Linked DNA regions of Homo sapiens: region 1 is linked to region 2. The links are chromatin contacts, found by Hi-C or POLR2A ChIA-PET in ENCODE. All regions are on one chromosome and are shown on one strand. The core of a region is the stretch at or near the end of the contact, and the rest is flanking DNA. Distances in the headings are between cores, read along the strand shown. Region 1 has its middle 77 kb from the start of MIR3910-2. Region 2 holds the start of LOC101927823 (a long non-coding RNA gene).

What was found. Hi-C counts contacts between places; a loop is a spot of excess contacts on that map. ChIA-PET counts read pairs that join two places held with the same protein, here RNA polymerase II (POLR2A). Pooled maps may share reads with other maps.
Region 1: a loop to region 2 is called in a pooled map, with 2.2 times the contacts of the local background. The contact joins two enhancer-like sites. A Hi-C loop is called at or near these places in 2 of 50 pooled maps. POLR2A ChIA-PET finds 5 or more read pairs at or near these places in 2 of 52 experiments (WTC11 and activated CD4-positive, alpha-beta T cell).

Annotation. Positions count from the first base shown.
Region 1 is chr9:91,710,214-91,716,445 of GRCh38, reverse strand. No RefSeq gene overlaps it. Among named protein-coding and RNA genes, the nearest start is that of MIR3910-2, 77 kb to the right of the region's middle. RefSeq lists a silencer at 1,770-1,819. Within about 2 kb of position 2,030, at least 11 of the 41 ENCODE cell types and tissues checked have a DNase peak (open chromatin) inside an H3K27ac peak, as active enhancers do.
Region 2 is chr9:89,812,779-89,819,041 of GRCh38, reverse strand. It overlaps LOC101927823 (a long non-coding RNA gene), which reads right to left and starts at 1,199. Exons shown (of 2, transcript NR_188443.1): 1 at 1,118-1,199. RefSeq lists enhancers at 2,831-2,930, 2,981-3,090. Within about 2 kb of position 4,472, at least 3 of the 41 ENCODE cell types and tissues checked have a DNase peak (open chromatin) inside an H3K27ac peak, as active enhancers do.

The DNA.
Region 1 (6,232 bases), core at 781-3,280, 1.9 Mb before region 2:
CATAGTATTCCATTGTAAAGATATACCACACTGTTCATCCATTCATCCATCCATGGACATTTGAATTTTTCTAGTTTGGGGCTATTGTGAATAATGTTACTGTGAACATTTGCATACATTCATGTGTGGACATATGTTTTCACTTCTCTTGGGTCGATTCCTAGGAGTGAAATCACTGAGTCGTATAGTAAATCGTTGATTTTTGTTTTTGAAACAGGGTCTCACTCTCTCACCCAGGCTGGAGTGCAGTGGTGCAAACACAGCTCTCTGTACCCTCAATCTCCTGTGCTCAAGGGATCTTCCTGCTTCAGCCTCCTGAGTAGCTGGCACTACGGGCCCATGCCACCATGCCTGGCTAATTTTTTTTTTTTTTTTTTTTTTGTGGAGATGGGATTTCACCATGTTGCCCAGGCTCATCTCAAATTGCTAAGCTCAAGGAATTCTCCCACCTCTGCCTCCCAAAGTGCTGGGATTACAGGCATGGGCCACCACACCCGGCATTTGTTATCTTTTTAAGAAACTTCCAAACTATTTTCCATAGTGGCTGCACCATTTCACCTTCCCACCAGCAATGAATGAGGCCTCCAGTTTCTTCACATCCTCACCAGCACTGGTTATTATCTGCCTTATGTACTGTATATATAGCCATCTCAGTGGGTGTGGAATGAGAGCCATGTACTTTTAAGAATATCTGAGGAAAACATTACTTAGATGAAAGGATTGCAGTCACAGAGAAAGTTCTATGAATAGTTTATGAATTCTCATCAAATGCCCTTCATTTATTTATTTGTCCACACAGCCATTCAACAAATGCTTCTTGGGCACAGGCTGGGTTCAGTGGTGAACAAGCTGGGGAACACCATCCCTACTCTCTGGAGGCAGGTTATTAAACAGGAAATACTGTAAAAAACAAAACAAAACAAAACAAAAAACAAAAACAAAAAACAGAATAGGTCTTCCTGAGAAAGCAGTATTTGCTGAGTGATGCCTCAGCCAGAGCGCAGCTGTGGCAGCTGATGAGGCCCACGCTCATAGCATTAGATAAAGGGCGAAAGCCTGCCGCCTCCATCGTGGGCACACCAGGACATCTGGTACCTGCGTTCCTCTGCAGCTTGTGATTCCCAGTGGCTGCACTCTTTCTTTGGAGGCAGAGCTCTTCCTTCACCTGAAGACTCTATCTTTCCTCAGTCGCAGAGCCCAAGACCCCCACGGTTCTGCCAAGACCCTCATAGTTCTGCCTGGGAACTTGGGTTGGGAAAAAAAAAATCACTAACCTACATTTCATTCAGAACTGCGATGTAGCATTTCCCTTATTATACACATAGGGAAAAAACCCAGAGACGTATTGCTATTATGGGTGGCTGGTCGCCACTAAACACTGGTTATTTTCATGTCACTTTGCAGTTGTGGCCGATACTAGAAATTCTATTTCGCTCATCACTGCTTGACAATAACACACATTATTGGGCCCGCTGCAAAATCTTGTTATTGAGTTAATACAGAAGCACACAAATGATAACACATCCCAATGTTATTTTTTAAATATTTTGATAATTTTAATATTAGATGTTATCTTTGAAGTTTGTGTTTTATTTTTTGTGTTATGAAATTATACCCTGAGAAGAGACCCAAGTCCAAATGGGTCCAAGGTGCAGAAAAGGTTAGGGGCCCTGGAATGACCTGTCTTCCTCTGGGACCACTCCCCCGCATGCTGGAACCCCCGGGCGGGCGCGGGTCCTTAGCTCAGGTCCTCCCTTCATACGCTCGCTACGGCTCCGCCTCCTCCTGGCCTCGGGCGTGCTCCAGACCTCCCCGCAGGCGCCTCCCCGCCCACCCCTGGCTCCTCGCCCTACCCAGTTGGGTCCGGCGAGAGGGAGGGGTCCGGCGAGAGGGAGGGGTCCGGCGAGAGGGAGGGGTCCGGCGAGAGGGAGGGGTCCGGCGAGAGGGAGGGAGGTCTCTCTATCGACCTACAGTTCTCATTCTGTTTTGCCAAGTGTACGCCAAGAAGGACATGGCGCCGCGTAAAAGCAGGAACGACGTCTCCTGGGCTGAACAGGAGCACAAACTGTTCTGAAAGGGTTTTTTTTTTTTTTTTTTTCGGAGTAAATGTTGATTCGCTGCTGTTCTTGCTTGGGAGCTGGTGCCTGTCTGCTGTGCTCGCGGGCTCTGAATTTTTAATTTTAAAATTAAAAATATTTAAATTTTAATTTAACTTTAAAATTGAAGTTTAATTTTTTAAAAAATATTTTTTAATTTCAAAAATTTAATTTTTTTATAATTTCAGGTAAATTTTCTTCAAGTTTTAATAACGCAGTAAGAGTAAACTTCTAGTTACCTAAAATAGTTTTCAATGTGAACTTCATTCGCTTAACATAAATGTTACGTTTCTCTCCTACAAAATACAATTGACCATGTTCACAAGGGTTCTCTTTCTTTTTTCCCTAAAAGTAATTTTAGTTCACAGCCAGAAAAAGGTCCTTCAGTTTAAGAAGGGGGGGGGGGGGTAGCATAAATACCAGTCCCTGGACAAATGTGTGTGTCGAGGTACGTGAAAGCCACAGATGGAGAAAGTCAGTCCCCACCTGCGAAGGTGGCATCGTGGGAGGTGAGGTCCCTAAGGCAGGGTTTCTCCCTCTTGTGTTCACTGCTGGTCCCCAGCACAGAGAGGCGCTCCATAAATAATTGTTCCCACACACAGATACACACTCATATACACATATACTATACACACACCACGTTCCATACACACTACACATATTCATATATAAGAGCTGCTCTCTGCTGGCACGGAGGTCCATGGACGGGGTGGGAGGAGACTCACGTGTTGTGGGGGCTCCCTCTCTAAGGCAAGTGGTCCCATAAAAGCGAGCAACGCTTTTCTTTTTTAATTTCAGGTAAATTTTCTTCGAGTTTTAGTTATTATGCAGTAAGAGTAAACTTCTAGTTACCTAAAATAGTTTTCAATGTGAACTTCATTAGTTTAACATAACTGTTACATTTCTTTCCTACAAGATACAATTGACCATGTTTACAAGGGAAAGTGATCTGGTAAAAGCTGGCTTTATTATGTGGGTTCTATAAATATGCAAACTCATTGCACATGTAGTGTTCCCTTTTAACAAATTGTATTAACTTGATTATCCCTTCGGGATTTTTTTTTTTTTTTTTTGCTGAAATAACCTAGTCTATATAAAAACCCAATCTCTTCCTTGTATGTGCAAGAAAACTAAAGTGCTTATTAGGAAAGCTGCGTGTTTAATATACTGTGGCCAACACGATTATTTGGAACAGCATTTTTTGGTTAAATTGTGGGTGAAATGCTCTATCCCAAATGCAGACATGCGGTATTAGAGACTAGACCACAGAAATCCCGATGGTCAAACTGATCCGATGTGAGATTATTAGATTAACCTGGACCACAGATGGAGATCTCAGTCTGCTGGAGGCCTGGTGCTATTCTGGGCACAGGGATGGGGCAGAGAACCAAACAGACACATGAAGGGAAGGGAAGTACATTCTACAGGGTTGGGAAGCTCAGTTCCCTGAGGAAAACGCAGCTGGTGAGGGGGATTCCTTGGCCTGAGTGGGTAGTTTAAAGAGTCTGGTCGGAAAGCCTTTCCACTAGTCATCAACTGTGCCTCTAAAAATCACTGTAACTAAGAATCATCTAAAAAGGTGTCTGCACCTGAACCCGGTGATGGCTTCTTCATCCTCTTTAACTGCAAACAAAAATGTGCAGGCTACAGCAGCACAGGCAGCTTATTTGCCAAGAGAGTGTAACATAAAACTGAGAAAGTCACTCTCATTATTTAAAAAAAAAATGCATCTCTGAAAACTGTAACTTCCCAGTTAGTGAAGTTAGGATCTCAGGATCATAGAAAGCGGGAAAAATGACTGGTGGTGAGTCATTTGGATTTGTATGGGAGACAAGAAGCCACTCTTAATCCACATGATTAGCCACACCGGAACCCTTAATTGTCCTTCAAGCAGAAATGAAGGAACTGGGAGAAATGCCACTAGAAAATGAATTCTAATTAATTCATTCATCCAGATCCTTCTCTCTTTTCCCTAAAAATAATTCTAGTCACAGCCAGAAAAAAGGGCAGGAAAGCAGTTTAAAGTGGGGGGTGTAAATACCAATCGGTGGAGAAACCTGCGTGTTGAGGCATTCTCAGAGTGAAAGCCACAAATGGAGGAAGTTGGTCCCCAACTGCGAATGGCATCATGGGAGGTGACGTCCCCAGAGCAGGGTTTCCCCCTCTCTTGTGTTCACTGCTGGTGAAGAGCGTAGGTGCTCCATAAATAATTGTCCCCACACACATACACAGATACTCATACACATACACCACACACACAATTTCACACACACCACACATACCACACACACACCCATACACATACACCACACACACACCCCACACACATTCCACACATACCCATACACATACACACCACACACATTCCACACAGACACCACACATACCACACACACACCCATACACATACACCACACACACAACCCACACATATTCCACACATACCCATACACATACACACCACACATACACATACACCACACACACCCACACCCACACACACGTTCCACACACACCACACACACTCATACACACACACCACACATACACCACACACACCACACACTCATACACACTGCACACACCCACACCCCCACACACATTCCACACACACCACACACACTTACACACCACACACACCTTCAGCACCATACAGACTCATACACACATACACCACACACAGACACGTATTCTGCAAACACCACACACATTCACACACACACCATATACACATTCACATGCACACTTATACACACACACCACACACACCACACACATCTTGCACACACCACACACATACACACCACATCAACCCACACCACACACACACTACACACACACACCTCATATACCAGAGACACATACATAACATATACACACCACACATTTCACACATACCATACACACCGCTCACATATCACACACGCCACATACACATCACAGATAACACACACACCTTGCACACCTCGCACACAAATTACACACACACACCACACATACAGCACACACATGTGCACACACACAAACACTCCAGAAACACCACACATCACATACACAACTCACACACCATCCACACATACACCACACACCTCACACAACCTCACACATACCACAAACACCACACACACACCTCACATACCACACACATACACCACACACATCACACACCACACACCGCAAACATGCACCACACACACACCTCACATACTACACACATCACACACACCATACACATACACTCCACACACATATCACATACATACACTCCACAAACACCAAACACACACCTCACACACACACACCACACACAAACACATACACACCATACACACCTCACACAAAAACACACATCACACAAACATACATATATACATACATTCCACACACAAACCAAACACATCATATACACAAATGCACATACACAGCACATATACCACACACACACAAACCACACAACACACACACACCAGACAAACCCTACACACACCACCCACACATCACACACCACACACCACACACACACAGACACACGCACACAAGTTTCTCTTCTACCCCAAGGAGTGCAATTATTTGTTCACTGGTTTTCTTTCTAAAAATCCTCATTGTGAATTTCTGGTAAATAAAATTCTCCACCTCTAAATTTTTTAGCATTTAGGCTGTTTCTAAACTGTTGCTCTTCTAATGTCATAGTGAACATTCTTGTGCACCAAACATTAACCTGCCACCTTACCTGACTTAGCCGAGTGTGGGCTCGATGGTTGCAGTTACCATCTTTGTGTGTTCTTGCGGTGCCAGCGTGATCCTATCTGCTTTTCTTGTTCTCTGCGTCTTACCTTTATTTACCTTTGTTTTGATTTGTTTTTTGATACTGTTTTGCTTTTCTCGAACTCAAGTTGATTTTCTTCTCACAATCTATGTCCACAGATGGAAGTCAGGGGAACAAAGTTTCGTGTTTCACCGGAAGCCCCTCCTTTCTCCCCCTAACTTGGCTTCAAGTGCAGCCAAGTAATAAAGCCCTCACACAAGGCTTTGTGGTCACAGGTCTTGGTGACCGTGCGCATGAATTCACATGTGCAGAAGAAAAGTAAAACACTTTTCCTGCACTTCCCTCCTACCATGAAGTTAAATTATTGAAC
Region 2 (6,263 bases), core at 3,223-5,722:
CCTGAGGTCAGGAGTTCAAGACCAGCTTGGCCAACCTGGTGAAACTCCGTCTCTACTAAAAGTACAAAAATTAGCCAGGCGTGGTAGTGGGTGCCTGTAATCTCATCTACTCGAGAGGCTGGCAGGCAGAGGTTGCAGTGAGCTGAGATCTCACCACTCCACTCCAGCTTGGGTGACAAAAGTGAGACCCAGGAAAGAAAAGAAAGAAGAAAGAAAGAAAGAGAGAGAGGGAGGGAAGGAAGGAAGGAAGGAAGGAAGGAAGGAAGGAAGGAAGGAAGGAAGGAAGGAAGGAAGGAAAGAAAGAAAGAAGGAAGGAAGAAAGAAAGATACATCAAGAAGGGGTTAGCTGAAACATAAAATATTTTTCACCATCACCGCAGCTTACAAGATTCTCATGGCCGGGTGCAGTGGCTCACGCCTGTAATCCAAGCACTTTGGGAGGCCGAGGAGGGCGGATCATGAGGTCAGGAGATTGAGACCATCCTGGCTAACTCAGTGAAACCCCATCTCTACTAAAAATAAAAAAAATTAAAAAATTAGCCGGGCGTGGTGGCAGGCGCCTACAGTCCCAGCTACTCGGGAGGCTGAGGCAGGAGAATCGCTTGAACCTGGGAGGCAGAGGTTGCAGTGAGGGGAGATCATGCCACTGCACTCCAGCCTGGGCAAGAGAGCGAGACTCCGTCTCAAAAACAAACAAACAAACAAAAAATAGATTCTCATCACATAACGTGAAGACTTATCTCTCTTGATGTTGACTGTCCGCCATGACTTATCTCTGTTGATGTTGACCTTCATCTTCTGGGTGAGGAAGTTGGTTAACCTATGAAATTTACTAAAGCATAGTCTCCCAATTTGATCAATCCTATCTAAGAGCAGAAGAGAAGAGCAGCAGTCTTCTTAGAGTCCCATCTATGTCTAAATCCCATGGCAGTCTAAACATATGAAAACCAGGAAAGGCCTTCTAGGAGGCGTGGCCAGGTGTTCCTGGAGGTTGAAAAGGGCTGTGGATTTGCAGGTCCATCTTCATCTGAAGGGTTGCTAGAGAATCTATATTTTGGAGAAATTGTAAAAACTAAGTTCTAGAGATATAGTGAAAAAAAATTAGAAATTCAACTACCAGCTCTATGCAAGACATTTCAGGCTTTTCCACTATTAGTCTTGATTTCTTCTTGTGATTCAAAACCACATTTCTGATGTCTGCAGGCAGCCGACACTGGGACGGCCCACCCTCGTCTCAGGCACGTGTTCCACCCTGGCCTCAAAGTTGGCTCCAGGCCCACCGGCCAGCCACCCCTCCCCTGTGTCATCCCTCTAGGTTCTTGCTCAGGAAAAGCCTGTTATCTCTAAAGCCAGTTCCTCCTCCTTCCTTCTGTTTCCACATTAAGCTCTGGCCTTGATTTCTTTGGAAGGTATTCCCAGATCACCCTCCCTCTGCATTCCCAAGCATCATCAAGGCCACCCCTGCCAGACTGCATGCTTTTAAAGCCTTGCTCTGATAAGCCCCCAATGCTCCTGGCAGACCCCACCTCCTGTGTGCCTGCCATGTCGCTTTCAGGGACCTCTGCTGTGTGCCACCATCAAGTCGAGCATTACGTACGCACAAACCCAGTGTCCACTCTGAATGGCGTCTCCCCAGACTCCCCTCCCGGGCACCCTGTCCAGAAAGCCTGGCATCCTGATTGCTGCCACCTCTGCCCACAGCACGTTTTGGCCCACGTGACTGCTTGCTGATGATGATCCTCCTGTCTGCTCTGTTTTTCCTCCTCCCTGCTCCCCTTATTTAAGCTTCCTAGCCTGCAGGGCCCAGCTTGGATTTCAGCCTAGGCATCTTCCCATTCCTGGAAGCCTAACACAGTTTCACCCAAGCTCAGAATTTGGTAGTAGGGGCCTTTAAATGCCATTCTTTTGACATAAGGTTGTGCTTACATTTCATGATGGACAAGGAAGGGAGATATTTTTATTACCCTGTTTTACAGGAGAGGAAACTGAGGGTCAGAGTGGTTCAGTGACTTGCTCAAGGGGCACCTCAGAAGCTGTGGATTAAGTATTCCAACCCCGATCTCTGAGCTTGTATGCTCATAACTTTTCATCAACCTAGTGTTTGTGCCTACAGTTCCCTGGGGGTCGTAGTAGAAGAAAGAAGCTGGAAGGGAGGCAGGCCACCCTTTGCGCCACGCTCCCAACCTTGCCTGTCTGTTTAATGTTGGCCTTTCATGATGTTGTTTGAACAGAGACAAGCTTAAAAGCTATGGCTGTGGGCCCTGCTACTGAATGATGTGGGGGTCGGGACCACATCTCTCTCCTAATCTCAAAGTGCAAAGCACTGCCCAGAGCACAAAGTGGGTACCACGTACCTGCTCATAGGGTTGTCATTTAAGCTGAAAATTGGGCAGAGAAAGGATGACATTCTCAGGAACTCACACCTAAAAACCTCGTCAGTGATATGTAGTGGTTTTCAACATGCCCCGAACTCCCTGGCTCTCACTCATGAGAGGTGCAGTCTATCTCCCTGCTGCTCCTTGCATCTGGGCTCCATGACTTGTCTACAAATAGAACATGGTGAGGGCGGGGCACCATGCCAATTTCTGAGCAGGTCCAGACTTTAGGAAAGAACAGCTTCCACATCCTGTCTCCTAGATGTGCTCTTGGAGCCCAGTTTCATGCTGAGGGGAAGCCACAGCTCCCACCAATCCCACCACAGAGAGCAGCAGCTTGCTCGCACCATCCTGGAAGTGGATCTGCCCATCCCGTCTAGTGGACACAGCAGGCAAGGGGCTAGCAGGGAGAGCTGTTCAGGCTGAGTCCTGCCCAAGCTGCAGATTCCTGGGCAAAATAACTGATTAATATTGTTTTAAGCCACTAAAGTTTGGGGTGGTTTGTCACATGGCCATAGATCATCAGAGCAGATGTCACTGGCAACAGAACAGAGAAGTGAGAGGAAAGAAAGGCCGGGGAATTTCCAGCTGTGTCGCTCAGCTCGGCTGCCAGACTCATCACCAGGGACTGGGTGGCTTCGACGGCAGGCAGTCACTTCTCACAGTGCAGGAGGCCGGGGGGCCAGGGTGGGTACCAGCAGATCTGGTGTGTGGTGGGGAGTGGCTTCCTAGCTTGGAGACGGCCATCTCCTCCCAATGCCCCTCTGTACCTGTCTATGACCAAATCTCCCCTTCTTACAGGCAGTCCAGCCAGATTGGCTTACAGCCCACTCTAACAGTCTTGTTTTAACTCAGTTACCTCTGCTAAGACCCTATGTCCAAATAGGGTCACATCCTGAGGTGCTGGAGGTTAGGACTTCAGCAGATCCTTTCTGAGAGGGCACTGTTCGGCCTGTACCACTGGGATGGATGAGGAGTGAGAGCAGCTTTTAGCACTCTCATATGAACGCATAAATAGAGCGCCTCCTAATGTGGCAGGTGCCCCTCTAGGGAGGAGATTTACGAGCTCAGCTTGGCTTGTTTTCTAGAGCCACCTCTCTGAGGGCAGAACCTGCAGCTCACACAGGCCTGGGATCTCCATGGACACGAAGGTGCCCAAGACTGTGACCTCCCTGAGAAGAAACAGGCCCTGCCACTTACCCTGTTGGCATTCTGACATCACAAGACAGCTGACCATTTTATTGAGCACTTAATACACAGTACCTGCTGCAGTGGCTTTACATAGATGCCTGTGTAATCCTTGCAGCAACACTGGACAGAGGGATGAGATTTGATGCCCGTTCTGCCAGCAGGGAGACAGGCACAGTAGGATCCTCTGGCTAATGAGGGACAGGGCCAGGCTGCAAGCCCAGAGGCAGTACAGCTTAGAGACCCTGCCCTTAGCAGCCACACGGTGCTGCCCATGGGGCCTGAGAATGTGCATTTCTAACAATGCTGATATTCCTGATCCAGGGACCCCAGTTAGAACCAGTTGTAACCCCCCATTAAAGTCTCCTTTCTCCATTCTCTCACGTTCAGGACGTTGTTCTTAAATGTCACAACAAGGAAAGCAGGGAAAGCGGACTTTAGGTAAGTCAGCCTCTCTCCAACGCAGTGCTCCCAGGCCATGTCTCCTGGTGGCCGGATGGATGGCTTCCGTGGACACAGGAGCACTCATAGTGAATAATGGCCCCGGCAGAGCAGCGGCTTCCTGAGACTGATGATCTCATCAGCCCAGACATGAAGGGCTGCCCCAGCTTTCCAGGAACTGCTCTTTTCTGCTCACATAAAAATAGCCATTTCTCATAAACTATTTAGTGGGGCTCGGATCACATCAGGAACCATTAGTGAAATGGGAGCTTTGTTGTTGGTTAGAGGAAGTAGATGGAAGGGAAGAATCAAAGCCAAAGTCACATTTCCCTCATTATATTTCAGGGAAAGGAGACATATTAGCTCTTGATCAGCCAGTGTGAACTAAGAGCCCAGCTGGGAGCAGAGAGGATGAGCTGAGTGCAGGGCTGTCTTCTGCCCCTAGCTGGCTGGCACCAGGCTGCAGGCGGGGACTGGAGTGCACAGTACTCCATTCCCCATCACCCCATCAGGCTGAGACCAGCCTGTTCTCTGCCTTCCCTCTGAAATTCTACATTGCAAGCAGGTGATTCTCTGCTCAGTTTAGTCTGGCTGTGGTATCGCCAGAACACCAGTGAGTTTCCCATTTCTACATCCTGTCCTACACGGTGTTCTAAAAGCACTCTGAAAAAAAAAAAAAAAAAAAAAAAAAAAAAGCCTGATCCTCAGCATCGGATTTGCAAGGGGAGCTCCCTAGAAGCTCTAGGACTTACAGCATTGTGTGCTTGCAAATTTGGAAGGTTTTTTAGAAATTAAATGTGGACACATAAATTGCATCAACAGGCTGTGTGTGTGTGCATGCACACACCTCTTACGTGGCTTCTTTTGAAAGGGTTTTCAAGCATTCTTTCCAAATGTTAATGCTGCTATGTCCACTACGCCCAGGCCCCAGCATTCAGGTTTAAAAAATGGATTTCCACTGTTTTATTTGCTTATTTAGACAGGCTTTTTTGTTTCACACTCACACTATGCATGAGCGCCTCTTAAATATAAAAATTTAGTCCACCTCAATCTTTCCCTTTTTTTTTTTCAGGCCCCCAGGAAACAATGTTGCTGAGATCATCCAGGACTCAAATCAGGTAAGGGGTAAAAGGACTCTCAACTCTCCATCTAAAATACATCTAAACTTCATTAGGTGATAATATTTGAGGCTTCTTCCAAGAACTTCAAGCTAATCTTAGGTGTCATCAGAGAATGTGGACATCTTTGCTGAGATGTGAAATGTATGCAAGCCCTTAAACCCACAGTGGTTCCTGCCACATGGTACCACGCTGTTCACTAAGTCTGCGGCAGCCTCCCCTGTAAAGCTGGTGCCTGCTATCAGGTGCTGTGGCAGTTCAAGGAGAGGACCAGCCCTTGTGCACCATCACATCCTGATGCATTAACGCAGGTGGTAGTTCTGCCTTTTGATCTCAAGTCCAAGCAGGAAGGAGGCGTGAGGGCCATGCCTCTCAATGGCGGAGAATACTGAGTGTATTCTTTAGGGTCCACCAGAGAAACAGAACCAGTGGGTGTGTAAACACAGGGAAAGAAGAGCTGGGTCACATGAGTAGGAAGGCTGACACTTCCCCAGATCTGCTGTTTTCAAGGTGGAAATCCCTTCAAACTTCCAGACTGAAGTCTGGCAAGCTTGAGACTCAAGAAATTGATGTTCAGTTTGAGTCCGAAGACAGGGGAAGATCCACGTCTCAGATCATGCAGTCAGGTGGATATTCCCTCTTACTCAGCCATTTTGCTCTCTTTAGGATCTCTGTGAGCTGGATGAGGTCTCGTCCTTGGGGAGGCCCCCTGCTTTACTAAGTCCACCAATTCAAATGCCAGTGTCATCCAGAAACACCCTACGCACATGCCCAGAATAATGTTTGGCTAAATATCTGGGTACCCTGTGGCCCAGCCAAGTTGAAACACGAAATTAACCATCATACAAGGTATGTGAGAGGTCACGGGATGCCCCCAGATGCAATGCCCTGGGCAGGGCTGGGGGGTTCACTGGGCGTCTGAGTGGCAGCAGGATCTACAGGTGGTATACACTCTGCTAAGGGAGCAGCTTCACCTGTCAAAGCTCCTGGCCCCAGGCAGTTCCCAGGAGCTGCAGCCATACCGCCATGGTCACCTTACCCCGGCACAGCCACGTGCATTCAAACTTTCCAGACCATTCCCTCAAGACTGCCCTGGAGCTTGTGTGACCAGGTACTGCTCTGAGCTGTGTTTCCACCTGAT